2 separate regions of the Mus musculus genome follow, and region 2 is linked to region 1. A link is a loop called in an ENCODE intact Hi-C map of the cell type or tissue named here. Cell type or tissue: left cerebral cortex. All regions are shown on one strand. Links, peaks and the distances in the headings refer to the core of each region. The heading gives the core; the rest is flanking DNA. Region 1 has its middle 19 kb from the start of Gm35740. Region 2 has its middle 11 kb from the start of Gm39137.

Evidence for each region. Peaks named below come from ENCODE experiments on the same cell type or tissue, not always from the same donor. Only the 100,000 strongest peaks of a DNase experiment are listed, where the experiment ranks them.
Region 2: it touches region 1 in a loop (6-fold over the local background); 2 of 42 quality-filtered maps call a loop at or near these places.

What each region holds. Positions count from the first base shown.
Region 1 is chr8:18,556,784-18,572,346 of GRCm38, reverse strand. No RefSeq gene overlaps it. Among named protein-coding and RNA genes, the nearest start is that of Gm35740, 19 kb to the right of the region's middle. In left cerebral cortex, for the core only: a CTCF peak has its summit at 7,489 (motif pointing right); DNase peaks (open chromatin) are centred at 7,502 and 7,861; H3K4me3 peaks cover 416 bases.
Region 2 is chr8:17,543,180-17,558,742 of GRCm38, reverse strand. No RefSeq gene overlaps it. Among named protein-coding and RNA genes, the nearest start is that of Gm39137, 11 kb to the left of the region's middle. In left cerebral cortex, for the core only: no CTCF peak of the experiment used is centred there; a DNase peak (open chromatin) is centred at 7,661.

The DNA.
Region 1 (15,563 bases), core at 3,210-11,209:
GTAATGCCATGTGCATATAAATATTTAAAAAGCATCTCTGATTATCTTCAGCCAAAAGCCCTGGGGCAGGACCATTTTACCAAGCCAGGGCTCCGTTAAGATCGTGCAAGAAGAGACCCTGTGAGAGGAGATGTACAGGGCACCACCGTGTGAATTGAATAGTCACAGTTTTCTGGGAATGGGGAATTTGGGAGGCTTCAAACCTGTTCTTCCTCTCCAGTGGTTGCTATGCTGCTGTTTTTTATTTGAAAGGGACTATTGCTTTTCATGGTTTCTGCACAGCTGGAGCAAGGGGCTTGGGAGTAAGCCCACTTACTGTGACATAACGCTAACTGAAATGATCTGTTTTCCCTTGAATAAATAAATATATCTTGGTTGTTGCAGGTCTCTGGCTCATCCCCAGAGTGGATAGTATTTGTGTCCATTTTTCTTTTTTCTTTTCTTTCTCATTAATTTATTTATTCACTTTACATCCCGATTGTAGCCCCCCTCTTCTCCTAATCCCCCTTCCCCCCTCCCCTCTTCCCTCATTCCCCCCTCCCCTTTTCCTCAGCGAAAGGGAGTCCCACCCACTCTCTCCACACCCCCCGCCCCCAGGTCCCAACCCTCTCTGGCACATTAAGTCTCATCAGGGCTAGGTGTGTCCTTTCCCACTGAGGCCAGACAAAATAGCCTTGCTAGGGGAAGGAGGTCCAAAGGCAGACAAAGGAGTTTGAGTCAGAGACAGCCCCTGTTCCAGTTGTTGGGGGACTCTCATTCAGACCAAGCTGTACATCTGTTTGCTACACATGTGTTAGTGGGCCTAGGTACAGAGTATGCATGCTCTTTGGTTGGTGGCACAGTCTCTGGGAACCTCTATGGGCCCAGGTTAGTTGGGTCTTTAGGTCTTCTTGTGGTGTCCTTGACCCCTCTCGCTCTCTCAGTTCTTCCCCTGACTCTTCCTCAAGACTCCCTGACCTCTGCCTGATGTTTGGTTCTGAGTCTGTCTTAGTCAGGGTTTCTATTCCTGCACAAACATCATGACCAAGAAGCAAGTTGGGGAGGAAAGGGTTTATTCGGCTTACAATTCCATACTGCTGTTCATCACCAAAGGAAGTCAGGACTGGAACTCGAGCAGGTCAGAAAGCAGGAGCTGATGCAGAGGGCATGGAGGGATGTTCTTTACTGGCTTGCTTCCCCTGGCTTGCTCAGCCTGCTCTCTTACAGAACCAAGACTACGAGCCCAGAGCTGGTCCCACCCACAAGGGGCCTTTCCCCCTTGATGACTAATTGAGAAAATGCCTTTCAGTTGGATCGCATGGAGGCATTTCCTCAACTGAAGCTCCTTTCTCTGTGATAACTCCAATTATATCAAGTTGACACAAAACTAGCCAGTACAGGGTCTCTGCATCTGATCCCATCATCTGATGGATGAAGCCTCTCTGATGACAGCTGTGCTCTGTCTGCTGAGTCAGGTTTTCAGGGAGCAGATACTCAGATGTCCTTACTCTACCATGTCTGGTGGTATCCCAGCACGCCTTGTAAAGTCCTGTCTGTGTGTGCTAGCAGCTCACTCCTTTTCATCACTGAATAGGATTCCACTGTGTAGGTACACATCTTGTCTATCCACTCCCCATCTGGCGACAAGATTGGTACCAGTTTTTCAGTCTTAGGAATAATGGGAGTCTTATTTCCGTGCTTCCACTTTTCCCGAGTGAACACTTTGGAGTTGAACGGACAAGGCAGATAGAAAGTTTCGTGTTTAACTCTTTTAGAGACTGTTGTATTTTCCGAAGTGGCCACGGTTTCTACTTCCATGTAGCTTTGTGAGCACTTGTCTTTCCACATCTCCCCACATCTGCTTCTTTCTTATTGTAGTTATGAGAGTGGCCACAAACCAGATCTGAGCATTCTTTCATTTGTGTGAAGGTAACAATACTGACAAAATGTTTCTAAAAACTTTGCATTTTACACTACCTGCTGGGTGTCTAGTAGTTAGGAATAACATCTGGGGCTGTAAAGTCGGTTTGGTGATTTGAGTGAGAATGGCCTCCATATGGGAACCATTCTTAGTTACGTTGCCTCATAGTGGTTGTGTCTCAAAATCTGAGCTCTCAGCCACTCTTCCAGGGCCATGCTCCCTGTCATAATGGTCATGCACTCACACCTTCAAACTATAATCTCCAAGTAAACACTTTCTTTTATAAATTGCCCTGGTCATGGTGTCTTATTACAGTAACAGAAAAGTAAATAATATAGTAGGAAAAACATGACAACAGGAAAGACTGGCACCAACAATCCACGTCATTATTTATCATTTGCCCTATCATTTGTTTTGGAAATACATTTTTGTGTGTGTGCACATAATATGTACTGGTTAGTTTCTGATTACTGTGAATATGCATTAATTAATTTTTATTCATATTGATATTGAACTCAGGGCCTCATATATGCCAGGGCCAGCACTGTGAAGGTTTGGATATGCTTGGCCCAAGGGGTAGCAGTATTAGGAGGTGTGGCCTTGTTGAAGTAGGTGTGGGCTTGGAGTAAGTGTGTCACTGTGGGGGTGGGCTTTAATACCCTTGTCCTAGCTGCCTGGAAGCCAGTATTCTCTTAGCATCCTTCAGATGAAGATGTAGAACTCCTAGCTCATCCTGCACCATGCTTGCCTGGATGCTGCCATGCTCCTCCTGCCTTGATGATAATGGACTGAACCTCTGAACCTGTAAGCCAGCCCCAATTAAATGATGTCCTTTATAAGAGTTGCCTTGGTCATGGTGTCTGTTCACAGCAGTAAAACCCTAACTAAGACAAGCACTATTCCATTGTGTTAGATATTGGCCTCTTTTTAAGAATTTAAATGTATTTGTATTTATGTGTATGTATGGACAGCTTTATGGGTTTATGTGCAGTGTGTGTGTGTGTGTGTGTGTGTGTGTGTGTGCAGGTGCCTATGGAGGTAAAGAATGGCATTGGATGCCCTGGAACTTTCCCAGCTGTCCTCTGGGTGCTGGGACTAGAACATGCTCCTGTGTGAGAAGAAGTAGTCTTAACTGTTCAGCCACGTCTCTCTTTCTTGTTTTGAAATTTTAAGATAGGATCTCAAATAAATTACCTAGGATTGCAAATAGCTAGTATTGTGTGCCACTAGGCAGGGCTGGCTACGTTAATCTTTATGTTTATGAAAGTAGTATCTTAGCCAAGAGTCATATTTAATAATTGGAAAAAGGTAAATGGAATATAATATGCGATTTAAAGACAAATCCTACACAAAATATTTAAGCAGAGGAGGGGGTTAGGGGATGGTTGTGGCAGAAGTGGGGGGAGGGGTCTGCAATTGAAATAGAGCAATAAACATAGGCCTCACTGGCAAGGTAATGTTTGGACAAAGGAGATGAAGAAAGTTATCTGATGGAAGGACTGGAGCATTGGACTTAGGAGCAATGTGAGAACAGTGGGGTGAGAACAGAGGACCAGGCTAACCCAGCCATGTGGCTAACAGGGACAAACCCCCTCTTCAGCGAAGACAGCAAGGAGAACTTTTGAGTGGAACAGAGAGTCACTGCTGGGCATGGAAAAGGGAAGTGGTGTAACATGTTAGCAAATTCATTTCAAGAATGCTGACACCTGCTTCCCTTGCCTTCACAGAGAAGCTGTCCTGTGTTATCAGGTTCTCCAGTTGAGGGCATTAGTGGTTGAGACAGTGGTGGTGCATTGAATGGGCTCTCACAACAGATTGCAGCCATAGAAGTGAATATATACATTGTACGCCAGGGACTGTGGTCAACAATATTCACATTTAACCCCTCAGCAAACCCTCACGGAGGCATGGTCTTCACTGACTGCATATATGGTAAGACAGCTCAGGAGTCAGACAGGTCAGATAACTTACCAAGACCGAAAGTTACAGCCAGGGCAGGGCCCAGACCTCTGCCTATATAAGTACATAATTCCAAGTCTCATGAAATGAAAGAACATATGTAAAGGACCGCAAGAGGTTTACCACTAAATATAACTGGTTAAACTGTCCACTACATAGTGAGCTAAGTGGATTCAGAATGCTTAAAAGCATCTTATTATTTTGGAAAGTATCCTCAAGTGCATATATATATATATATATATATATATATATATATATATATATGTATGTATATATATATATACACATATATATTTTTTGGTGCATTAGGATAAGTACTTTGGCAGGTCAAAGAACAGTGTCTTTAGAGATGCCTTAGATAATTCCTGGAGGATGTTAACAAGTTGCCTTCATGGCCGACTGGACCCTGCAGGTGTAGTTTCAGGTGTGACCTTGAGATGGACAAATTTACTGACTCACTGAGCTCAGGGTGGTCTCTAGACCATAAACGAGGAAGAGGATGTGGCTGTGGAAGCAGAAGGTAAATGCATAGGCTCACAAGTCAAGAACCGCAGACACTGGAAGATGTCAGAGACAGGGGCTCCTGTGGGACTTTCAGTAGGAACTTGGCTCTCAGAACCAGAATTTGAACTCAGAATTTGAGCCCAGAAAAATTCATGATGGATTTCTGTTCTCTGAAGTGGCCATTAAATCTGTAGCTGCTTGCTATACACAATGGCAATAAGAAATTAATACAGAGACATGAACAGAGATGTACAAGCAGTGGCTAATGGATAGAAAACTCTGCAGTAAGCTATGCCCTTCACTCCAAAGCATCTTCTCAGAACCCACAGACAGTCTTGTAGTGTGTTTTTCTTACTTCTGTTGTTACTGTGACCAAGTACCTGAGAGGAAGTTATCTGGGGAGGACAGCATATTCTGGCTTACAGTTCTAAGGGAACACAGTCTATCACGACTGGGAAGAATAGTGGGGATGACTGGTGGCAGGAGCAGGAGGCCAGCTGGTCACATTGTATCTATACAGGAAGCACAGTGGCAGAGCAGGAGGCCAGCTGGTCACATTGTATCTACACAGGAAGCACAGTGGCAGGAGCAGGAGGCCAGCTGGTCACATTGTATCTACACAGGAAGCACAGTGGCAGAGCAGGAGGCCAGCTGGTCACATTGTATCTACACAGGAAGCACAGTGGCAGGAGCAGGAGGCCAGCTGGTCACATTGTATCTACACAGGAAGCACAGTGGCAGAGCAGGAGGCCAGCTGGTCACATTGTATCTACACAGGAAGCACAGTGGCAGAGCAGGAGGCCAGCTGGTCACATTGTATCTACACAGGAAGCACAGTGGCAGGAGCAGGAGGCCAGCTGGTTACATTGTAGCTACACAGGAAGCACAGTGGCAGAGCAGGAGGCCAGTTGGTTACATTGTATCTACACAGGAAGCACAGTGGCAGAGCAGGAGGCCAGCTGGTCACATTGTATCTACACAGGAAGCACAGTGGCAGAGCAGGAGGCCAGCTGGTCACATTGTATCCATACAGGAACAGGAGCGTGAAAAGGAAGTGGGGCTGAATTATAAAATTCCAGGGTCTTCGGGGTTCTACTTCTTCCAGTGAGAATTCACCTCCTGAAGCTTGCAGAATTGTAGAACCCAGTGCTAAAATACAGGAGCCTGTCCCCCAATGAAGAAGCTAGAGAGAGCACACAAGGAGCTGAAGGGGTCTTCAACCCTATGGGTGGAACAACAATATGAACTAACCAGTACCCCCAGAGCTTGTGTCTCTAGCTGCATATGTAGCAGAAGATGGCCTAGTCGCCATCACTGGGAAGAGAGGCCCCTTGGTCTTGCAAACTTTATATGCCCCAGTACAGGGGAATGCCAGGGCCAAGAAGCGGGAGTGGGTAGGTAGGGGAGCAGGGCAGGTGGGAGGGTATAGGGAACTTTCGGGATAGCATTTGAAATGTATATAAAGAAATTATCTAATAAAAAAATAGATAAAAAAGAACCCAGGAGCCCGTGAGGGACATATACATTCAAACCCACTCCACGTTCAGGCCAGGATTAAGGACTGAAGCTGAGTGCAATTAGCAGGAGCTGCTGAGACTAAGTTCTCACAAGGCAAGATCACGCAAACATAAAATGTCAGTATGCTTTAGAGATTATTGAGTTTGCTAATTAATAAGGGGATCTACAAAACATTAAGTCCACTTCAAAGTCCATCCCAGACACTGCACGGTTGGAGAGCTCAGGATAAACAGGTTAGATAAGATTGCTGCCTGCGACACAAGACGGGTTCATGTACAGCACCGCCACTAACAGTTGGGTGGTCATCCTTTCCTCATGCAGTTTCCTTTCTGTTGGAAAATCTATGTATTGACACACACCTTTACAAGTCTGCAATTGCTACTCAAGAGCAGACATTCAAAATCACTCCGTGGGCCCTTACTGCCTCTGACGAGGAAGGAAAAGCTTAGGAAGCTGACATTTTGCCTAGTGTCTGAATTTTGAAGACCACCCCCCACCCCTTTTTTTTGAGACCAAGTTTCAGGTAGCCCAGGCTGGCCTTATGGAGCTAAAGAGGGCTTTGAACTCCAGATCCTCTACCTCCTGAAGGCTGAGATTACGGCTGTGTGTCATAATGCCTGTTTTATGAGGTGCTTGGGATAGAACCAGGGTCTTCATTCATGCTAAGCAAACCCAGACACTAACAGCTACACCCTCAGTCCTTGACTACGTGTTCTCAATATTGATCACCCAGCCTGGTGACTTTCAGGCCACCAAGCTGTTGGGAACACACAGAAGTGATTAGAGTCTCGTGCTGGCGCAAGACGAGTATGCCTACAAGCTCCCTTGACAGTCTAGAAACGGGGCAATAATAACAGGGGAGACTCGGAGCAAGCAGAATTTAAATGAGACTGTTGGTACCGCCACTGGTGTCCTCTGTAGAACCGAGACAGGGAAATAACTTAAAGATGTAATTTATAGCCTAAAGGAACCAGGAGGCTGAAGACTTAAGTAAAAAGAATCTCAGTGACAAGTGGATTAGCTTTACAAAGAGTCCCTCAACATCTGTCATGTTTTAAAAATTATCCCATCCATGTAACTTGGTAGGATACCAGGAAACATCTAGCTCGAGAAAGGATTAATGGAAAAACGTTTTCTTCGTAAAGTCTATACAGTTAACATTTTCTAAAAATTCATTAAGAGATAAGTAATAGAGGGGCAATTAATCCCGGAACTATCTCCTATTAATTTGTAAAATAATTCAATTAGGGCAGGTGAGTCATAGATCAGTATGCACATCCCCCGGTATAATTCCAAAAAATTAATTTATCCCTGAAATACATCGTCTTTAGGTAAAACGTGCCTGGTCTTGCATCAGCCCCCAGATATTGCAAAAGTTTAGAAAAGTCCGTGTGAAATTGTACAAGACATTTAACTATTATTAATGAGAAATTTGCGGTTTTGAGTATATATTTTGTCTATATATTTAGCGATTATGTATTTACGGTTTAACTATATATTTATTATCTTCTTCACAGAAACCCAACATAAGGGACGGTCTGTGTGCACACAAGATGTGTGCATGACTAGAGCCCTTACGAAGACCAGGACGAGTCGGCAGTTCTGAACCTGGCCACTAGGTGGCGCTGCTATGCTTTGGAAATGGCAAAGCCAAAGCCATGTGCCAACCGCACGGGAGTGCAAGGGGAAGCTGCGCTGCAGCCAGTGTCTGCAGGTGCCTGTGACACAGAACTGTAGCATAGAAGTATGAGAACACAAACTGGACCAGGCATTAAGTGAGCCTGAGCGGGGCAAGAAAACACCGAATCACGAAGTTAGAAAATGCAGACGGTCAGAAGGATAGTACCTTGGCATTACTCTTTCCATGCAGCATTTTAGAAAGGCAGCGTGGATGCTACCCCAGAGCTAGGAAACCCCAGGATACTTGCCTTAGCCTGTTTGCTCTCATGCCTCGACTTTATTTTGGTCGTTCCGATTCCCCACAGCTTCGCGTTGAGTTCTGGGTTTTGTGGAAGCTCATGCATATACTTTCACGAGTTCTGTAAGCGTCCGTTTAATTTTGAACGCTGCTGTCTTACTACCGCCACGGGGCAGGTAGCAGCCTTGCTGAGGCTGCTTTCTTAGCAGGCAAGAGCCATGGTACAATTCCCTGGAATAAAGATCCAGGTCTAGCCTCTTGGGTTTTATGAGGAGGGTGAAAGCAAGCAAGCAAGCAAGCAAGCAAGCAAGCAAGCAAGCAAGCAAAGAAACAAAGAAACAAGAAACAAACAAAACCCAAGGTGTATTTACCAACATTCAGAGCCGGGATCAGAAGCAGATGAGCCTTTCCTAACTACACGACTGGATTTACGTTCCTAGCAACAATAGCTCTTAATTGGATCATGAATTCTTTTAGGAAAGGTTGTCTCCCCAGCTCTTTAAACAAGGCAGATGACAGAGTTAGGTGGAAAAGAATATATTACCATTAATATCTCTGAGAAAAGAAAAATACATTGAAGAAGGCTTAAAACTCTTTTGCTTTTATTTTTCCCTTTTAATGTACTAAAGTAATATATTAAATATATCTTTCTCTAATGAGGCTTAAACGGTCTCTTTCAAGAATTGCTTATAGGTGGCAAGTGTGTTTTAGATAGGAGGAATTTTTTTTTCCCTCGTGCAGTGTTACAGTTTATTGTTAATGACATTTAAAATCATCTTAAGCAGAGAGAGAGAGCACTTGTAACAAGTTGATTCTCATGAAGACAGCAGCTTTAATGTAAGACCGAGAGCAATTTTCCTGGTGCTTAATCTCTAGCGTTTAGTGTTCCAACCCGTGAGGGAAGGATAGTGTCTTTCTCTGGAGGAAATGAGCTATGGGACTCGGCATAGTTCTGAGCATATGGTGTACTACCATGCAGTGTTACTGCCTCAGTGATCATTAGACGCTCCTGACAGACCACCAGAAGTCACCATGCCTTCTGAAGAGGTCTAGCTCTTGCTTCACAGTGTGTACCTAGCTGTCATACTAAAAAAAGTCTTGTTATTTTTGCTCTGGGGAAACGGCCTAGTGTTTAAAGTGCTTACTGCGTAAACCAAGATGCCCTGAGTTCACACCCCCAGCACCACATAAATGGGGGGTGGGCGTGGCAGCGCGCCCGCACGGCCCACCTGAAATCCCAGCCCTTGAGAAATGGACATGGGGATTCCCAGGGCAAGATGGCTAGCTAGGCTAGCAAAACTGTCCAACTGTGGGTTCAAGTGAGAGAGTCTGCCTCAGTTTGTAAGGTGGAGCGTGATTGAGGAAGCGGGCGGTGTCAGTGTCTGGTTTCTACACATAGCTGCATGCCTGTGAACATACGCATGCGATCCTGCAGAGTTATTCTGAAAACACCTCTTACGGCCTTTAGAGGTGTTTAGCACACGGGACTAAATCTGAACCGAGCTGGGCTGATTCCTTCTCTCATTTGGAAAAGAATGGGTATCCGATTTGCACTGGGGCATTGGGTTCCAGTTTGCTCTTAGTATTCTGAGGGAGGGAGGGATGCGGGGCCTCCTTTGAATCCAGGATATAGATGAGAGATTCAGGGGCTCATTGAAGTCTCACTTCAGGGGTCCCCTGCTTAGCCACCATGGCCTCCTCTGATAGAGTTGGCTGCAGGGTTGAGAAGAAACTTTGGAAACGACTGAACTAAGGCATCAGCTGCTCAGGGGGCAGCCACCTGCACCTGTCTTCTCATCTTCGTCTCCCTAGGATCCTAAGATCTTCTGCTCCACTTTCTTCTCGGGTCTCAGAGCTGCTTGCTTCCTTTCTTCAGGCGAGCAAGCGAGCAAGCGTTCCTCCATCTCTTTGACTTTTGCATCTAAATTTCACCTACCCAGAGTTGAAGGTTAAGATTCATTATGCAAAGTCAAGCAAAAACTCACGCTGACACCGATGTAAATCAGCCTTGTTTACCGCCATTTACATAAACACATGCATTAGATGTGCAAAGTGCTGATCTCCCTGTAGTGGTCCTGATGATATTTGTGGGCTAATTTACTTCCCAGAAGTTTCTCTTAGCTTGATGACTGTTGGGGAAATGGCAGATTTGTGATGATGCCTTCACAGTGGGGAACCGAGGGAGGGCAGACAGTGGGCCAGAGGACAAGTGTGGCTGGAGGCCATACTGTTTCCTGTGGTTTACTAAGTAGCTGGATGGCTGCCTCTGTGGCCATTGCCGCCAATGCCTTCCACTCGTTCTCTTCTCCCAGTCAAGCTCTCATCTAGTCCATGCTGACTCCAATCTCACTGTGTAGGCCTGGCTGGCTCTGAACTTCTTGTGCTCCTACTTCCACCTCCCAGATGCTGAGATTATACAGGTATAAACAACCATGCTTGCAAGTGCTGAGCCACCATGCCTGGCTACCAGTACCCTAATCTTGGCTAAATTATTCAGCTTATCCAAGTCTCCAGATCCTTCAAATGGAAGTGACACTATACAGCAAGATCTACTCTTTCCCTCTTTCTCTTTCCCTCCCGCCTAAGGGATACATCTCCACTCTGTATCCTCTCTAGTCTCATGGACTCTCCAGGGATAAGCACTGTTCTAAGAGCTACACAAAGGAGAGTGAGTCGTAGTTGTGCAGGGCAGGCCTTGGTATTCTCCTGTAGGTTAGCCTCACTGAGCTTTGGCTCAGCCACTGGCTATTGAATTTTACTTCTTTTTTTTTTTTTAAATTTTTTAAAAGATTTATTTATTTGATGAATATGAGCACACTGTGGCTATCTGTAGACACACCAGAAGAGGACATCTGATCCCATTACAGATGTTAGTGAGCCATCATGTGGTTGCTGGGAATTGAACTCAGGACCTCTAAGAAGAACAGTCAGTGCTCTTAACCACTGAGCCATCTCTCCAGTGCCCCTCCACCCCCCCCCCCCCCCGCCATCCCAACCCTCTTTCAGCCATTGTGTCAGAGACTTACAGATGTAGTAGAGGTACTGAGAAGCCTCTCTTGACTCAGTTACTGCCAGGATGTGCCATTTTGTTTTCTGGTCTCTGTGATGTAAGTCCTATGCTGGCCACATCAGTTGACCCCATGTGACTATCTATTCTTTTCGAAAGGAGCTGAGATAATAATAATGCTATCTGCATTGTGAGCATAAACAACCCATGACGCTTTGTATGTAGACCTACTATGCTTCATATGTAGACCTACTGTGTTCCCACTGGGTTTTCTGTCTTCATCATCTGTGTCTGTGATGTAACGGGCATTGTGAAGACAAAGCAAGCATAAAATTGAACACACACACTAGCGCCTCTTCTGGAATTCACAGGTGAGTAGATCCTTCCACTCCAACATGGCAGAGGTCTTCAGTGAGGGCTGGAACCATGCTTGGCTGTGTCTGCTGAGTCTGCTGAGAGTGTTTGGATTGGCAGACTCATTAGAGAGGGCCCAGAGAGTGAAGTGAGGGGCAGGATGGAGGAATGAATGAGAGTGTGTTCATTTGACATCTCAAGGAGAGTGAAGACTGCTGAACATGGGCATCAGAGGTAGAGTCTTCAGACTGTCATTGGGGGTGTGTGTAAAGTATCTTATTTGTGGCCCTGGCTGGCCTGGTTTTTGCTATGTAGCCCAGGCTGGCTTCATACCATCCTCTTACCTTAGCCTCCTGAGTACTGGGATTATAGCTGCATGAACGCACACCAGTTTTTGAGATTGCAGTTTCAAAGGTGATTGAGCAGGGATGACAAGTTCCTGTGTGGCACTAGGAACCTAGGAACCGGAGGGACTTTATATAGCAGAGCCATCATTTATCAGGAATGAGCTGGAAGCCATTGTCACACCAGCTGACATGGAAAACTGTGTCATGACGTGGTTGTACGGTATTTGCCTACAGTAATTAAATCTGGACCTGAAAAACTTTCATCCCAAGATGAAAAGTAAAGATAAAGAAGATGCTTTCCTAACTAAAGATGGATGCGAGGGATGGGGGCAGGGCTGTGGGGGAGGGCGACAGAGCCATGGTGGAGAAATGTAGACAGAACATTTCCTCCATTGTGAAGAATAAGTGTTCACTTTGAATGCTGGAATTCAAACAGAGGCAAGTTATTGAGTCATGGTTGTGTTTGGGGTAGAATGTAAGGCCATGTGTGTTCAGTAAGCATTCCTCCACAGAGACAACCCACAACTCACAGCAGATTTACTGTTAAGAATTTATACATTAATAGACAGTTTTGTTATTATCTAATCTATATACTGATTGTGTATCAGATGATAAAATGTGTTTTCTCTGTACTATAGACTGTTCAGTATTTTAAGTAATATGAATCTTGAAAAACATTTTTTAAAAAAAATATTGTCTGGAGATGAAATTATGGTGTTTGTGGGGAAACTGGAGTAACTGGAGATTGTGAGATGATTTGTGCTCAGAAGGACAAACAGCAAGTTCTCCCATTTGTGGATCTTAGATTTTATATAAAGCACATACACACAGACAGACACACAGACACACACCATACATACAGAGTCACATACACAGAAAGACAAACACACACACAGACACAGACACAGACACATATACTGTGCCTTCAATACTGCTACCCAAGTGAGAGTCAGTCAACTCCTTCCTTCTCAGAGTCTGGCTATAAATACTATGCTTAGAGTAAATGAATTAGAAATGCACCCCAGGTAATAGTGTATGGCTGCTTCAAGCCCATGACGTGTATGTACAATTGAACAATTGCCCTCACTGCAGCAAGCCTTTGTAGGAGGCAGAGCAGGGTGATATGGCCCTTCAGATGCAGCACGAGTGTCACCTGTTGGGTACACCAATGCTGTCAGGAGGCCCATTCTGCTGCAAACATCTAACTTGATTTAAAAATCTACCTCGTCCAGAGCAAGAGAAAATCTTGCTAAACACAATTAGGATATTGTTCCTCCCATTAAGTACAATGAGGGCCATGTATACACAGGTAGTCATACCTGCACACTCACCAACATACCGTAAAAACAGTCTCTAGGCCACATACTGAGATTCTCCACTGAAACCTCTTGGGCGAGATCTGCACAATTCAAATCACTCTCAGTAACAAAGTCGTCCATATTCCTACTAGGACAGCCCATTAAGCCCCATTTAAAGCATTCCACGGCTGGCTTTCCAAATCCAAAGTCCCCAAATCCACATTCTTCTAAGCAAAAGCATGTCAGGCAGGCCTATCACAGAAATACCCTAGTCTCTGATACCACTGATACCACTTTCTGTCTTAGTTAGGGTTTTACTGCTGTAAAACAGATACCATGACCAAGGCAAGTCTTATAAAAGACAACGTTGGCCTACAAATTCAGAGGTTCAGTCCTGTATCATCAAGGTGGGGACATGGCAGCATCCAGGCAGGCATGGTACAGGAGGAACTGAGAATTCTACGTCTTCATCTGAAGGTGGCTAGTGGAAGACTGACTTCCAGGCAGTTAAGGTGAGGGTCTTCAGCCCACGCCCACAGTGACACACCCACTCCAACAAGGCCACACCACCTAATAGAACCACTCCCTGGGCCAAGCATATTCAAACCATCACAATACTTATTGCCTATAAGAATACACCCAGGAGCAGGATTAGTCTGTGTCTTCAACTGCTCTATGAGGGGAGTGAGGTTGAGCTGTGACTAGAAAGAAACCTTGTCTATGGTTACTCACCTGCTCACCACTTTTAATTCATTTACTCATTCACGTATCGACCGTGTGCTGTTTGCCAGACCCAGGATGAGGCTCAGTACAGAAAAAACATTTCTCTTCTTGAGAAGCTCACAGATTGAAGAAGGATACTAACATCCAACACACAGTAGAGGAACAGGGAAAGAGAAAGCATGACAGCCGGACTCCCAGTGTGCAGACCACAGGATAGTGAGAGGAGAGCTTGCCCAGAGACACCTGCAAGAACCAGGTGCTCCTCTAAGCCGTGGTTACTCACTGCATCCTCACATGATCCCTGGGATGAAGTACCAATGTTAGTTTCCCTTATAATCAAGGAAACCAAGATACCCCTGGCTTAGTGGTTGGCAGTCTCAGGAATGCAAATCCAAGTGGCCTGGCTGCAGAGTCTGCATATCTGTGATCACCGTCTGCTGTCCAGAGAGATGGAAAGAGGAATGTGCAGAGTGTGACTGCAGTGAATGCTGCAGAAGACAGGCTGAAGGCGACACAGTGGGGTGCTGAGCATGGGGAGGAGTTGGGGACCGAACTGAGAAGGTGCAGCAGAGACAGCAGTGACTGACTTGGTGAGAACACCTGGAATCCACAAAACGTTTCCTCCTGCATCAGTCTTGTTCTCCTCTTCCCTGACAGCTGTGCAAGAAGGTGACGTCAGGATCCTGTCACAGGTGCAGCTAGGGCTCTTTGGGGAGACCTGTCTCTGCCTTGAACATTTCACAGACAGATCCACACTGAATCACACGCTCATGTCGTCCTTGTGTCTGCACCCAGTGCAGGACAGTTTAAGAACTTTCTCCTGTTTGGCTAATTGCTGCCCTGTTCTCTACCTCCACATACACAATCTGCTCCTCGAAGTTGGAGAAAGAACAAATGTTGTTCTTGTGAGCAAAGAAAATCAGGGTTCATACTGGTATCCCTTTGGTTCTCTGGAAGCTTGTGAATTGATAAATTCCTTTGAGTAAATGTGGGAGGAATAACATGAGTGAGAGGGAAAGATGTGTTTTGTAACCTGACCCTTCCAGGTTTTAATCTCAACTCTAAGACTCTAAAGGGCCCTCATTAGTGTGTGTGTGTGTGTGGTTTTTTCTTGGTTACTGTATGCAGACAAGTGGTATATAGATTTTGCATGGGGAGTAGATCTCTATAAAACATTAGAATAAAAGGCGTACAGTCCAGGATTGTTTTGTTTATTTTTATCCTGCTTGCTTAGCTAGGTAGCAGACAGAGTAGAAGTTTCAAACATACTCATGAATATATGGACACATCAGCATGCAGGTGAGGAGGTGCAGGGACAGGGGAGTGGCAGCCATGCTTGCCTACATAAGAAGATCTATGTAGATCCAGTGGGAGGCAGTATTACAGTAGACAACACAAATGCAGAAAAGCTGGGTGTAGCAGTGCAGACCTGTAGTCCTGCCACTTGGGAGGTGAATGAAGGAGGATCAGGAGTTCAAGGCTAGCCTCCCCTTCAGAGGTTAACACCCACTTAGACTACATGAAACTCAGTCTCAAAAGAAACTGAACTACTAACCAGCCAATCAATCAATCAAAAAAAAAAAAAAAAAAAGGGCATTGGAATTTAATGTCCTTATAGATCAGAAGCCATGGTAGATTTTTGTTAATTTGCTATCTTTAGTCAGAGAGTAAGGGTGAGAATGGAATGATTTCATTACTAAGTTGACTTTTCATAGCTTTGGGATTTAAAGTTAGATGCACAACACTCTGGGAGATTTCCTAACAGATTTTAAAGATACCTGGAAAGTGGCTTCCTAAGTCTGCCCTTCTGCTGTAATTTGGCTCACCTATTTGTGGGGTTTTCTTCCCATGTGTGCCTGTCTCACAATCATTTCTTCCTCTGTAAATATGGGTGTTTTGAAGTTATATGGAAAGATAGACTCAGGGTCTTTAGTTTGTTCATTGATCAATTAACAAAGACAGTGTAGTTCAGATGTTGTGAGAATGAGCTAGAATATGAAATTGTGAATGGTCACACAGAGGACCTGAGATGTGG
Region 2 (15,563 bases), core at 3,991-11,990, 1.0 Mb after region 1:
CACACAAAGAAGAGGAAAGTTAAGTAGACATATTTCTATAATGAATGAAATTATGTACTAAATAATAATACCTTTGTACAACAGCAGAGAGACCCAGGCAGTCTTACTAGCAAATATTACTAAGTTTTAAAAGGATAATTCATTTCTGCTCTCCAAGGCTATGTTCTAGAAGAGAGGCAGTATAAGGCCTTCTTGACTCTGGAATGTAGATATCACAGTAATTTGTAAGCCAAAGGAAGCACAAGAGAAGAACTAGGCAGCCCAAATAATTCATGATACAAAAGTGCCCTTCAAAACTCTGATCTGGGCCATTCTCCAAGAATTCTCTGTGAAATGCCTAATTGTCACTGACAGGAGAGAAAATCCCCCTTAGGGTTTGGCACTCAAGAGACTGGTAAATTTTACTGCAAATATCCCAGGAGGGATTTTGGCCCAAGCTTGGAAGTGGTCCATGGGAACATGTTTTTTGCTGAGCCCCACTTCCCACAACAAGTGCTCCATAGAGAACTCCAGAAACTCAGTGCATACTGCTTAGCCCATTTGAACCACAAAGACTTTTAAACCAAGTATCTCTCATTTTATGATTTTTGACATTTAGTTGTTGGTTTGGTTTTTGTTGGTGCTGTTATTGTTGTTTTTGCTGAACACGTTAATTTTAATAGCTTTTAAATTTTGCTCTATTTTCGCCTCTTTTTGTATTATTTGAGAGTTTCATACAATATATTTCGATCACGTTCACCCTTTCTCCAGATTCTCTCAGATACACTCTCCCTTCCAAATTTGTGTCCTTTTTAAAAACCCAGCAAGTGCAGTCTGTACTGTTTTTATGACCTCTGGTATGTGGCTTTCTACTGCAGCATAGTTGACCTACCAGGGGTTACACTCTTAAAGGGAACAGAGTCTCCATCTCCAAGTGATTATCATTTCCCCACAGCATCCTGCTTTGAAGCCTTTTCCTCAGCTCCTAGTGGTACCCCTCCCTCATTCTGCCTTCAGTGATTGTTCCCACAATGAGTATGTATTATAATCTCTCTCCTGATGAGATCCAAACACTGTATTTAATATTAATTATCCTTAAAGACCCTGCCTAATAACCCAGTCACGTTGTAAATGTGGACTTCACAAGAGAGAGTTCAGTCAGTCATCAAATTTTTAAAATTATAAAATGAGAGGAAAGAAAAACGGAAGAAACAAGACCCATAGAAGAACAGGAAGCAAACGAGTAAACGACTGAAGGATGTCATAAAGGACGGAAGGAAAAGTTGGTTATAGTCATTGCTCATGAGATTAAACACAATTCTTAAAAACAGTGTTAATTAAAGCAGGGCAATAGGCTGGCAATGTGGTTAGGCAAGTAAAGCATTTGCAGTATAAGTATGGATCAAAACTCAAAGACCATGTAAAAGTCATGCAAGATAGTAACCTAGATGTAATTCCTGCAGAAACAGGGATCCTCAGAGTAAGCTGGCTATCTGAGGATAATCCAAACAACAAACTTCATGTAGAAGAAAGAAAGATTCCTCAATATATGAAGTACAACTGAAGAATACACTCAATGTAACCTCTTATCCATATTTACATATATCTACACACAGATGTGCATACACATGTGAACACAAACAAGCATGTAGACCTACAATAATTATAAATGAATAATACAAATTTCAAACAAAAACTTCTATGAAGAGAAATTTATCTCACTATAGCTTTTGATTTAGCATGTATATGTTATAAACATTTTAATAATAAATTATTATACATATTCCTATAGAGAATATATATTACATGTCAAATATAAACACTACATATGAAGAAATAATAAAGCTCTAAAATCATTTACACAATATCCTATGCTAAGAAAACTCTCTTTTTTGTGTGTGCAGTGTGTGTGTGTGTGTGTGTGTGTATGTATGTCCAGTGGAAGTGCATGAGCAAAGACATCTAAGTTACTTACATTTTAGATAAGAACCTAGAAACCAAGAAAAGTACATTTTAGGTAATATTTGAATGGCATTTAACCCCAATCTTCCTACTGCTACCAGACTAGAAATGTAGGGAAAGGCTGGAGATACATGTGCCAAGGAAGTGAAAGAAAATCAGTGGTGCCCAAGTCCCCAAATAACAAACAAAATCTCTGTTCAGGCCCCCAAATAACAAACAAAATTATGATAGACTTTGACAAAGTGAATGAGAAATTTAAGCAAGGCATAACGGTATACCCTTACACTCCCAGGCCTTAGAAGGCTGAGACTAGAGGGTTGCCATGGGTTCCATGTTAGCAGGGACTACATCTTGAATTTAAGTCCATGATGCTAATTTAGGATAAGTAGCTCTTGCCTTTATAAAATCAAGTTTTTTTATAAATTGTATTAAAAAAAAACAGTGGAAAAACAGCTTACAGTCTGATGGGGGATTGCTGACGTTACAAAGAATCAGTGTGATGGGGGACTGAGCCCCCACAGAGAACTAACTCGTCTTATACACAGTGATCCCCAAAGCACCATGGATTATTGAGCAGTAGGTGAGATTGCCTGGACAAGAACAAGGCCCACCTTTAAGCCCAGGTATGAGAGTTCTAATCATAATGCAGTATGGATGTGCCTGGGCATGCTAGAAGCATCCCCATGCCTCTGGGATGCTCCACTGAACAAGTCAACAATTAACTCAGAGTGTCTGGGGACTGAAGACAAGGTGTCAGGATAGTTTAAAGCTCCCCAGAGAAGTTCAGTCGTCAGTGGGAATGACAGCTCCCATTCTGAAGCCTCCCAGGAGCACACCGAGCTCTTGGTGAGGGTTCACCAAGCTTTAGCCTTAACTTTCTATAAAAGCTGCTGGATGTAAGTACCTTCATCCCCAGAGACATGCTTGTGCTCTTGAGTGGAAATACAAACAACAGGCAATCTCACTCTACACCACCACCTTACTGATGTTCCTTATTTTAGTTTCTGTTTGGGAGGGAGGGGATGAACACTGGGTGTTTGAATCTCTCAGTCACAAGGCAGACCATCAATCCTTGAAACCACCTGCTGTTGGTAGCTGTAATGAGGTCTGATAAGCAATGAACCATCCGAGGGTGACTTGTTGGAAAAGAACAGATGATCTTATTATCTAGACTTTAAAATTCTTCCCAAGACAATGAGCAAAGTGACAAGTAATACTCATTATCCCTGATATTAAAAATACAATTGGGTGTATGATTTTTTAAAAGAAATAAAGAAACAACATCTTTTTATACAGCCAACAGTCTTTGTACTGCTCTTTGAAGAAAGCAACATGGTGTCCACAATTGGCATATGACCCCTCATGTGGTAGGTCATGCCTGAAATCTGAGTACCCAAGAAGCTGAGACAGGAGGATTGCCAAGAGTTCCAGGACAGTCTGTTCCATACTAGGAGACCCCGACTCAAAACAGAGGAGTAAAAGATAACAACAATCAAAAGAGGGTCAGTGGCAAAACCTGGCAGAATAGAGTTAGTAGATGAAGCCATGTTGCAGGGGGAGGGGCAAGGAAGGTGAGCACACAGAATGAATGGCAGCCACTATGTATTGTCTTTGATAGGATAAAAGGATATAAGTCAACTCCTTGAAATCGATTGGGGAACTTTTGGCAGCACCAAGAATCTGCCAGGGAAGGTTACAGCAGACACTTGGGAAAATGCAATATTGTTCAACTCTCCACCAGTGTCTGAGAAGGTAGATAAACTCTGAGTTGCCAATGTCTGGTTGGCAAGCAAGGCCACACTAGCCACATGTGTGGTGGCACCTAGAGCTGGAGTGAAGTGGGGCCTGAAATGCAGTCTGCAGTCACCATATGTAGCTCCATAGTACATATCCATGTGGACAGAGCCAGGAACTTGACTTTACATTTGATTTCTTTTTTTTTTTTTTCATTTATTTATTTTTTCCTATTGTATCCACTATTATTTCAATACTGTCTCCGTTTCTGCTGTGTGGAAATAAGTCATAGTGGAAACCAGGAACTCTAAAAATCTGAAAGTTCACAGCAGCCCTCCAAGGGAGTAGAATGCCCAGCTTGCATGCTAACACTTCCTCTCTTGTGTGTGAACTGCCCTAAGAAAGGCACTGGGGTTTATCTATCCCTTTATAGCTCATGATAGTAATGCCACTCTCTGTTATTCAGTCCTAGCAGTAGTTAAGGCAAAAGGCCTGCCTTGATCCATCTGGATAGCAGTGCCCAGTATACTCCTAAATGTTCAACTGGAAAGGAGATTTCTGGTTAATGAACTTGGTAAGTGCTATGTTAACAAAGTGAAACTGGGCTATTGATTCTCCAATTTCTGAAAACTCTGGAAAGCACACGAACATTACAACCTGTTAATTCTCCCTTAGAGGTTATCATACCAGAATCAATGACTGTTTTGACATGGGTTATTCATGTATACTTAAATATTTCATCCTCCCCATTTCATCTGGAAATTAAGTCTTTCCTTTTCCCTGTTGCAGTTATAGGGTAGTTCGAAAGGCACAGTGGAAAATTGATATGAAGCTCAGATAAGGGGCTTTCCACCTGTTCTCAATAAATATCAGTGGTGTAGTCAGAAAGACGAGGAGAGAAGGCAAAATGTAAGATAGTGGCATGAGACACCCAAGACGAGGGATCTTCTCCTTCAGGATCCACTCTCTACTTACCAAGTGTGTTTCCCTAACTCACAGCTCCAAGGGCAGTTGGCTATCAGAAGCAGTGTATTCCAGAAGACTGACCACAGGTTAAGGTTCTAGTCACTCAAACCCCTGTCTAAATTTCAGCAGGAGACAGATTATACTCATGTGGAACTTGTGGCTAAGAAAATCATTATTGATTACAAATTATGTATGAGTCTACTCATTGAAAGCTGATCTGTTATAATGCACAAACTAGTTGAACTCTGTCTCCTATGTGTGAATGTGTGTGTTTGTGTGTATGTGTGTGTCTCTGTGTGTGTGAGAGAGAGAGAGAGAGAGAGAGAGAGAGAGAGAGAGAGAGAGGGAGAGAGAGAGAGAGAGACAGAGACAGAGACAGAGACAGAGACAGAGACAGAGAGACATAGAGGCAGAGAGAGAGAATATCAACCATTATTCCTAGAACCCATGAACTACATTCATAAGTTGGGAATTATTCAGAGCCCATAAACATGCCTGAAATGTAGAAAGTAATATGTCCAGTTAAAGCTGTGTATGATCAGCTTTATAATAAGCAACTACAACATGTTACATGAGTGTTTCTTATTTACACAACAAACTGGAGATGGAAAATGGCACAGTTCCCAATTAGTGGATTAAGCTTGGAACTCTGTTAGATGTGATGAGACACTCAATGATGTAGCTAGTGAAATATTTTAAAAGCAGGGATAATTCCTTCAGGCATACTATCTGGAGTGCCCATAGTTACTTTGGGCTTGCAAAAGGAAACAGTCTTTCTATTGGAAATTCAGTGAAATCCGGGGAAGTGCCTGGACCCATGCTCAACTAAGCAGTGTCTGGCTCTACTGAGAGATTCTCCCTCCTAAGTTTTAGGTAAGATGTTAGCAACAAGATAAAGCATTGGTGGTTTTCAAAAACTGTTCCTTGCATCGAGATCAAGAAAATCGCCCCACTACATCTTATAAAGCAGGGTGCCCAGAGCTACTGGCTGTTCTTTGAATCTCAAACCACTTTCCCTCTGGGTATCTTTCTGGCTACACAGATCTGATGCCTGTTCTGCTTGCTTCTCCCGAAGCTGCAAGAGCGTGGTCTGCAGAGGTGCCACACTCACTTGAATGCCTTCTTCTTGTTTTTAAGCTCTTCACAATTACAGGAAAAGTGTCTCATTTTTACTGTGTACAGGGGTCTACAAATCATGCAGACAGTGTTGACTCTCTTCCATTTCCTCTCCTGCATCCTGCCTACGCTGAAGCATGGGACCCCAAACTTCTGTACATATGCTCAGAGAGGCAGCACGAGTCTACTATTTCACAGTGATATGATGTCTACTGAAGTGTGATGCCTATGCGGCATGTATCCTCAAATTTCATGGAAGATTTCAGACATTATTCAACCATCCATCATGTGTTTGGTGATGAAAATATATCTGGGCTTGTGTGCACAGGACCAGCATTGCTGTTCCTCCCAGTATGGATTCTACCCCATCCTCTTGTTCATTCTTGTTCCCCTTATGTTAACAGAGAGAATAAAGCACACTCTCACTGTCTCTTTTTCTTTCTATTTTTGCTTCCTTCCTTAACATTGGATGTGCACCAAGCATCCATGAATGGAGGAGCAAACACACACATTTCATATGGATACATGAGCATGCCAATAGTCTAGTGAATTCCCATTTTAGCTAACTTCTTTAAAATTGGACATGCACCAACATATCCATGAATGAGCATGGGAACACACACATTTCACATACACATGTGATAATGATGGCAATCTAATGAATTCTCTTGTAGTCCTTGGGTGTGACATTTCTCTCCCAGAGACCTCTGCTCCTCCTCACAGCAACTTTTCTCATCAGTAGAGTTTGGCTTTGTCTGCACCCCGAGACAGCACAACTTAAAGGTAATATGAAGGGCAGGAAAGAATCTGTTTTGACAAATACCTGAGCTGTGACATAATAATCTGATATAGGAGCTTCAGTCTGTCAGGTGCAATCCCAAGAAAAAGACAGACAGAAGCAGAGGATTGTTTCTTAAGGAAATTCGATTATCACCGGGCATTTTTTTTTTCCCAGAGTGTGGCTGGAAAGTGTAAGAGCATGCAGTTCTTCAGATCCCAGCAGATTCCAAAAATGATCCCGGGGTGGGTGGAGGGTTGCTGGTCAGCTGAATGTGTAATCGTGCTGCTGTTAGGAAAATGGGAGCATGCCCAAAGCTCAAAGCCTAGAAGTGGACGCACCGGCCTTGATGAGGCTTCTTGAAATGACTTACTCTTTCCTCACAGCAAACAGGCCTCTCCTGGGTCCAATGGGGTGTTCCCTTTCCAGCGATAAGGGGATTCTTTGGTGTAATTAAGACAGCAACTAGTGCAACCTTTTCAGGAGTCTGCCCATAAAAATCTCTCCTGATGTGATGACTCTGAGGTCTGGTGGGGCGGGGGCGGGGGGGGGGGCACATCTGTGCATTCTCTCTGTGGGCTAAATGTCAACACAGAGAGCACTAAAGCTCTGAATTTATTGGCAAAACAACTAGATGCTTGCAGTTGAGAAAGTGAAGTTTGACGTCCAAGGGAAAGTGTGGAGGTTGCTGAGATCTGTAGGCCCTGTGTTAGCTTGGTTGATCCCAGAGATTTCTGTTGTAACTAAATAGTGAGCTCTTACTTACTTCCTCCAAAGCAGCAGAATTTAAGGAGTTTGGTGCTTACAATTCTTATCAACTATAGTTCTGCATTTTGTTCTGCCCCATGCTACTTATGCAGAAGCCAGTGGTTGGTTGTTTAACCTCTGAGAAATGTGTATTAATCAATATTATAATAGTGCCTTAATTCCAGCTGTTCAGCAGCCACGCGCTCAGGTATTTTCTTCAGAAAGCCAGAAATCAGTAAGTAAAAATGATATAATTAGCCATCAATATTGCTTAATTATGCATCTAGTATTACCTCTTTTCATTCAGGACTTGACATTTCTGCCCATCTTGCAAGAAATGTGTGCCCACACCCTGCACATAGCATAGCAATGGGGCTTTCCCAGTGACCTCACACATGTTGCCATGGTAGCAAATTCATCTAGAAATAGCACCATACTTTGATTTATAGTCAGCCAAAGACACAATCCTGGATTGTACACATTAAAAGACCAATTTCAAAGGAAATTCTTAGGTTGAGTAATTTGCAGTTCAAGATTATGGGCAGCGTGGTATTCATATCTTTAATGACAGTGCACTTCTTCTTCTTCTGACTATAAAGTAGCTCTTCCATCATTCCAGTGTCCAGCAATTAGAATCCTCACAGATGGTCTGGTATTCTAACCAGAGGGATGGAACAAGGTTTGAAAAGCTCCTGACTACTTAAGAGAACACCTCGCATGTCTTAGACACATGGACTGTTGCTATACTATATCACTGCAGACTGCGTAACTCAAAAAGCCATCTTGTAGTGGTTCTGTAGGCTTAGAAGTTCCTAAGTTGAGCTCTTAATAGATTTTGCCTTAATAAAGGACCCTCTCTTGGTTCATGTCCTTCCCTCATGTCATGGAGAAAGAAGAAGTTACTAATCACTGTCTTTCTTGGAAGAGAATTAATTCTCTTTAATCAGTGCCCCACCCTTAGGTCCCAACTAAACTTTTTCACATTCTTAGAAGCCCTGTGTGAAAAAATACTATGTCTGTTAGTTTTAACTCTTACTTGATGTGTGTCTAAAGGAGAATATATGTATGTATGTATGTATGTATGTATGTATGTATGTATGTGGTGTATGAATATGTATTGGATTGCTTGATTCTAATTGATATAGGAAGACCCAATAATGCAGGCATCAACAGAAGACATGTGTGATATATGTGATATGTTCCTGCAGAGGATGCCGTCTTCAAACTGGCATGCACACAAATGCCAGTGGTCTCAATAGACAGGAAGACAGTGCTCATAGGAGCACAACAGATGTTTCACAATAACAAAAACATGCCGCAACTATGTCTCTAGCTACAGCTCCAAACCTATGTGCACACTACCTAACCCTCATGGTCACAGTTGCAAGGCACATTTTTGCAACTTTGGGACACTTGCTTTCTTTATGGAAAAAACAAAAAAACAAAAACAAAACAAAAAACCTCTCACTAAGCTATAATACTCAGCTTTGGAGTAGTAGCACCCCCCTTTCAGATATCTTTCACCACATGCAAATACTTAATCTTGGATTTATAACTTCTAAAACCATAATCTAAACTAATCTTTTCTCCTTTATAGATTAACTAGCCTAAAATTGTCAATTTTAGCAACACAGTAAGGAATACAGTAAGAAAAAAAGGGTTTAATAGAATCAGTATATAATCAAGGAATATCTACAAAATAAGAGCCCATACCCCACTCACGTACTTTCCCAGACATGCAGTTATGTATAAGGACATGCACATGTGTGCACACACATGCATACCTGTGACATCTTCCTTCACATGCTCACTCTAATCTTTAATGTTAGCACTCTTGTCTCTCTCTCTCTCCACTTTCAAATCTTATACTTACAAGTCCTCTCACTCTCTACACAGCTAACATCTGTCAATGTCCAAGACCTGCTCTGCACTTGTGCTCTTCACCAAGAACAAGCCTCATGCTCTCCATCTATACTCCCTTGCTTTGGCAAGAGGCAAAAAAGAAATTTCATGTTGGAGAAACTTCAGGCATGGAGCCATGTATGCATATGTCTGCTTCTTCTTTTTCTGCACTCTCAACAACCATCATGGTGCGACACATTGAGTCTTGTGAATTCACAGATATTAGCAGAGTTCTGCATAAATCCCCAACTCCTGGCCAGAATGATTTTTGGGCCCTCATTTAAACAGAGGTGAGAGTGTTTACGAGATTAAACATGGGGGCACTTTAGAGTTAAATGTGTGGAGTTTGATAAATCTCACTTTCAAAGGAGTGTGAGTGTGGCTTGCGGAATAACAGCAAGATCCAGGGCTACAGTCAGAGCAACAGAATGTGGCAGTATAGTCTGAATCCTGTTTACCAATGATGGCAAGTGGCATGATACCCAGAGACTCTCCTCAGATAATTCCATATAATAGTACTCCAGTCTGACCATCAATATGTATTTAAATTAACTGCTTTTCAGACCAGACTAGAGAATACCAAAAACTTATAAGTGTCATTTAAATTTTTGATCTGAAATCAATCTACTAGATTTATACCTAGCTTTTAGCTTAAAAGTGTTTGTGTGTGTGTGCACTTATGTGTACGTATCTGAAACATTGCAATGTTTTTTGAGCATTTTTTTTGTAATTAGTTCAAAATGCTTGGAAATTCCTTGGAAATTAGCTATTTGTTAGGGAGATATGGGTATAATGCATCTCACAGTTGAGCAAAACTGGAAATGCCAAAGACAAAGGAACTCTCCAATTCCACGCAGTACATTGCCTCCTTTCTCTGAAGAGGGGGAAGAAGGAGCCTGGAGATGGGCCACTCTAGAAGTGATGTCAGCAGAATTCCATAGCACTGAGGTGATGTAGTTTATAATACCCAGATCCAAGAATTAAACCAACAACCAATGGCTCATTAAAGTTCTCCCAAAGAGAAGCTGTGTGGTGTTTCTCCTAAAGAGGATCTGAGATCACAGAACTGCTGGTCAAAGACCTAACCCCAAGAAGTTCCTAGACTCCTAGTTACCTATCTTATTTGGAATTTATGGCTGTGAAGAGACTCCTTAACCATGGCAATTCTTATCAAGGGAAGCATTTAACTGGGGCTGCTCACAGTTTCAGAGGTTTACTCCTTTATCATCATGGTTGGAAACATGGCAGTGGGCAGGTAAACATGGTGCTGGAGAAAGAGCTGAGAGTTCTACATCTTGATCCACAGGAAGCTGGAAGAGATTACCACACTGGGCTTTGGCTTGAGCATCTGAGACCTCGAGCCTGCACCCAATAACCATTTTCCTTCAACAAGGCCACACTTCCTAATAAGGTCATACACTAAGGACCAGACGTTCAAACCCATGAGTCCTTGGGGCCCATTCCTATTCAAACCATTGCAACATCTACAACATAAACAAATCTCCAAGCAGAAGAGATTTCTGAGTAGGGTTACAGACTGCTGCAGATGTTTTGTCCTGAGATGCTTTGGACGTGAACTGACTGAGTGGCATGAGAATGAAGAGCGAGCAGCCATCTACACATATACTACAGAAGAGCTTGGATCAGGTGGGTTGTACTTGCTCTGTTGGATTGGCACCTACTGTACAACCCAAAAACCTCAGAGAGTTTAGTGTACAGCAGAGAGGGAGGACTTGCTTGTCTGGGTAGGAAGTTTTTGTAAGGGAGCGATCTGGGGCTGTAAAAACCTGGGAGTAAAAAACTCAAGTTGCTGGGTTTGCACACACTGCTCACTCATTCCAAAACACTGGTATTTGCAGATGCTGTCAACATTTTTTGGTCTGAGGGGGGAGGTTTTGATATCTCTTTGTGCTTCACACATATAAGGAAAACTACCCATCCCCATGGGTTTGGGTACTGGGGTCGGTTACATGGCCGTACCCCTGTCAGATAACACACACTCACATTGACTTAATTCACTCTTTTCACATCCATTTAAGGTTTTCTTAGCTTCCCAAGCAGAAGATAGAACACTGAACAGGGGTCTGTATCCAATGTAAAACCAACAGTTTCCCAGTATCAGCTGGGGTCTCCCAACTCACTCCATACACAAATGAACACCTCATAGTGATCAAAGTCGCCTATCCTGGAAAACCTGCCTGCTGGAAGAGGCTAGGATGCCCTGTATCCCATAAGCACAGGATTTCCTCTAACACTGATAAAACTAAAGATGTCAGATGTTAGACTCTCAGGACTGCACTTTCCTAGCAGGATTTTCTAGGTGGAGAATTACTTCCTCGTAAAAGTGATGGAAATTCAGTCACTTTGACACCGAGAGCTAGACGTCACCCAGCTCCAGAATTGTGATAAAGGACATTCTTGTCCTGGCAGGCAAAAGGGATCAAATCAACATCCTGTATGAGTTGGGGTGAAAAGCAGTAATTCTCTTTGATGCTGTCTCAGGCCCTTCCCTTTGCAATGGTGTTGGCGGCTATTCACAAATTTTCCTGTGTTTCATTTTTCTAAACAAACATGAAGCATTTCCCAAGACAATGAAACAAACATCATTCCTGCCTTTTTTTCCCTAAATAAAGCATCTGCTAGGATGGTTTAACATTTCAGGGACTGTGGCCTAATCTCCTTGAAGAGGGAATCACAGGTACATACTAAAATCTGCCTGCAGTTTGGTCACCCACTCCACCACCAGGAACTGTTCACAAACATTAAAACTCCTATTTTATAATATTTAAATGTTCCACTCTGTTTTGTTCAATGATTAGGATTCTTGGAGTCTTGTGGGAATGTGATTTATCGTGCTGTTTGCAGATTTTTCTTTCAATTATTTAGGCAGTGTAACAAACCCATCATGACTTCTTGAAATCTGCTCATTTCAAGGCTGTCTCTGACAAAAACTAATACATAGATCTACACAGGACAAGGGCTGCAGCCTTAGACAGGAGGTACTTACACATTGCTACAGTGTGTGGCTTTGGAAGGGACATCTATCCTTCCAGCTTCATTTCCTTGTGTATAAATTGTTATTTTTTTAACCCTGGTGTGTTATTTGGCTTTCTGTTTCTCCAACAACTCTAGAAGCTAGTTTATTTATGAATAAATGAGGCTTCTTTAGATGAGAGTTATGGAACCAGTGAAGTTGACAATGACACCTGCATCCGTCAAGAGCCTGTGCTATGTCATAATATGAGTGACAGCATATATAACAGGTAGGTTTGTAAGATGGGCTAGAGGCACATGTAAAAAAAGCTGAAACAAGGGTCACCTAGTTTATGACAAGCTGCATTTGTAGTAACTAGTTCAGGACAGTGAGACTTAACTTGACTCAGTCTCTTAAGGAAGACATTAATCTGTTCACAATGGTGGCGATGCTCCATGATATAATTATCTTACAAGACTCGAGTCCCCTAGAACTGTGGCTTTGAGAAATTAAGCTTGGACATGAATTCTGACAGACACAAAGCACATCTAAGTCATAACCCAAGGCTCTCTGGAGGGTGAGATGAGGTCAAAGGTACATATTCAAAACCCTGTTGTAGAGAAGGATGCTGGGGAAGGTACAAGGCCAGTGGCAATAATGCACATGTGCTTCTAAACAAGGTAGGAACTTGAAATCAAGCCTGCTTGCTATTCCACACAGCATTAACTCAGACCAGAGGCACTCCTTTCCCTCCCTCCAACCCCTGGAGAGTATAGCAGAAGCCATGTAGGGAATGGTGTTTAATGACTCACAGGCTGGCTTATACATAGCTAGCCTTCTTACACAGTTCAGAGCTACCTGCCAAGGGAGTGGGCTGCCCACAATAGGCAATGGATACTTAATTAGCAATCAAAGCAATCTACCACAGATGTTACCACAAACCAATCAGATCCAGGCAATTTCTTGATTCTTTCAACTTCCCTTTAAGGTGAGGATTTTGTACTCATTAGTGATTTTGGATTCTTCTTATTGGGTTTTAGCTTAGCTAAGATGCTAACAAATATGTATAGTATTTTGCCAACAGTAAACAGTTGTCAACATGGTACCTTGCTAGTGGCTACAGTGTTGTCACTTGTTTACAATGATCTAGGATTCCACATCTATGATGTCAAATGCATGGCAGTAACTTCTAAATCTATATTAATGAAATTTGACCATGTAAATAATAATAGCTTATACTAGTGTAACAATTTTAATTTTAAATCAGTATTTCCACTACTGTTCTGTTTGGCTTTAAATGTCTACTTAACAGATCCCAGACTTACCTGGTGGGGGGACCTAAAGTGGACAATTATGTAGATCAGATTGTCTTGTGTCTGTGGGAGATTGCCCTGACTGCTAGTTGATATAGGTGGGCTCAGCCTACTGAGGTTGGCTCCATTCCCTAGGCAGGTGCTCCTTAACTGTCTGAGAAAGCCAGCTAAGCATAAGACAGACTATGTGCTATCACATAGCATCTTCCATGCTTGCTTCTGTACATTCTTTATTGTGAAGTAAGTTCCTTGTTCTGAAATAATATGCAGTTGGCATGACAAACAGGCCTGTTCTCAAGTTCCTGTCTTGAGTTCCTGCTTTGAGCTCAAGGATGGACTATGACCTGAAATTGTAAACAAAATGACATGTTTATCTCCCAAGGTTGCTTTTGGCCCTTATGTTTTATCATGATGACAGAAATGAAGCTAGCATCCATATGCTGGTGAAATACCTCAGTAGATAAATATGCTGATCACCAAGATTGAGAAACAGAATTTGGTACTCTCGTGGTAGAAGAAGGAAACTGACTCCTGTGAGTTGTGATCTTCACCCCATACCCATGATAGGGCATAGGGACACTCCATTCCTGTGCAGAATAAAGAAAGAAAAATGTAATAATATAATTATTAAAAAATCAGTTTCTTCTTATGGTAGTTATGTGTACTTTGTATAAGCCATCAGGTAGGTTAGGCAAGCAGTACTACCAGAACCATGAGGATATTAATGGAATGGATACAGTGACATGAAATGGTATTACAGAATATACACTGTCCCTGGCCTCCAGCAGCTTAGTTCCAGACTTAGTTATTCAAATTTCATTCCCTTCCACTCTACCTCTCCTGTCACACCCACTATCTAACAGCTTGCTGAGGCCAGCAAGCATGAGGCAATAATCCAGCAGGTTGGCTCAAAGTCAAAGGCACCAAGTCTAAGGAGCTGAGTTCAAGCACTGGTGCCTTCACACTGGAAGAGGAGAAGTGACTCCTAAAAGATGCTCTCTGACCTACATAGACACACCATGACATACATGCATACATAATAAATATAACACAGTCCTTAAAAAGTGGGTGTGCCTCCTGTATCCACAGTCATCCTCAAGCCCTGTAGAAATACATATTGTAAGTTATGAAGTGCCAAGATACCCTAACTTCTTCTCCTCACTTTAATATCCAACAGGCTCAGGACTGTATTCCTCTAGTATCTCTGAAGCCTGTGAAATGACACTTGAGGCAACGCAAGACAAAAAACAAAGTGGGTTGGAAGGATGTGGTTGGACCTTTACTGCTGTGATTGCATATGGAATGTGAGAGTCTGTCAACTCCTTATGGTTTGCAGAGATTACTTTTTTTTTCTTTTCTGTTTTAAAGTAATTGACACCATAATTGTATTCATTTCTGGGGCACATTATTACAACCACAGTATGTAATGATCAAATCAAGGTAACTATCATTTGCATCTCCTCAAATATTATTAATTACCTGTATTGCAAAGCTTCAAATGCTCCCGTGGTTGTTTTGAAATGCCTGATTAATAATAGACAATAGTCACTTGCCACACTGTAAACATTAGCATCATCTCATCTGCTAACTGCACCACGCAGCTTCATTTCCATCCCCACCTCATCCTCCTGACAATACGGCTCCTGGCTAGTCTCAGGTGATTTCTAATGAACTCTCACCTTACATGTAACCAATACGTTTAGTGTCCATTGATGAGAGGAAATATGTGACACTTGATCCTCTGCCTTTTTTTTTTTTTCTATTTCAGCACAGACACAGTATCTTCCTTCTCCATCCTGAGGCTGTACATGGCAGGGTAGTTGAATTGCATTCCATCTTACCTTTGAACTACATGTCTTCCTTGCTCGGTCATCTGAGAACAGACACATTGCTGATTCTAAATTTGTGCTTCTGTGAATGCCATACCAATGAACATGGATATTTATTTATTTATATACTGTACTCATTTCATTTGAATTTCTACCCAGGAGTGGGGCAGGAATCATGGGGTAGACATATTTGTAATGTCATAATGAGGATCATCCACACAATGGCCATGTTTATTTACCCTCCCAGTAATAGTGTGAAGAAT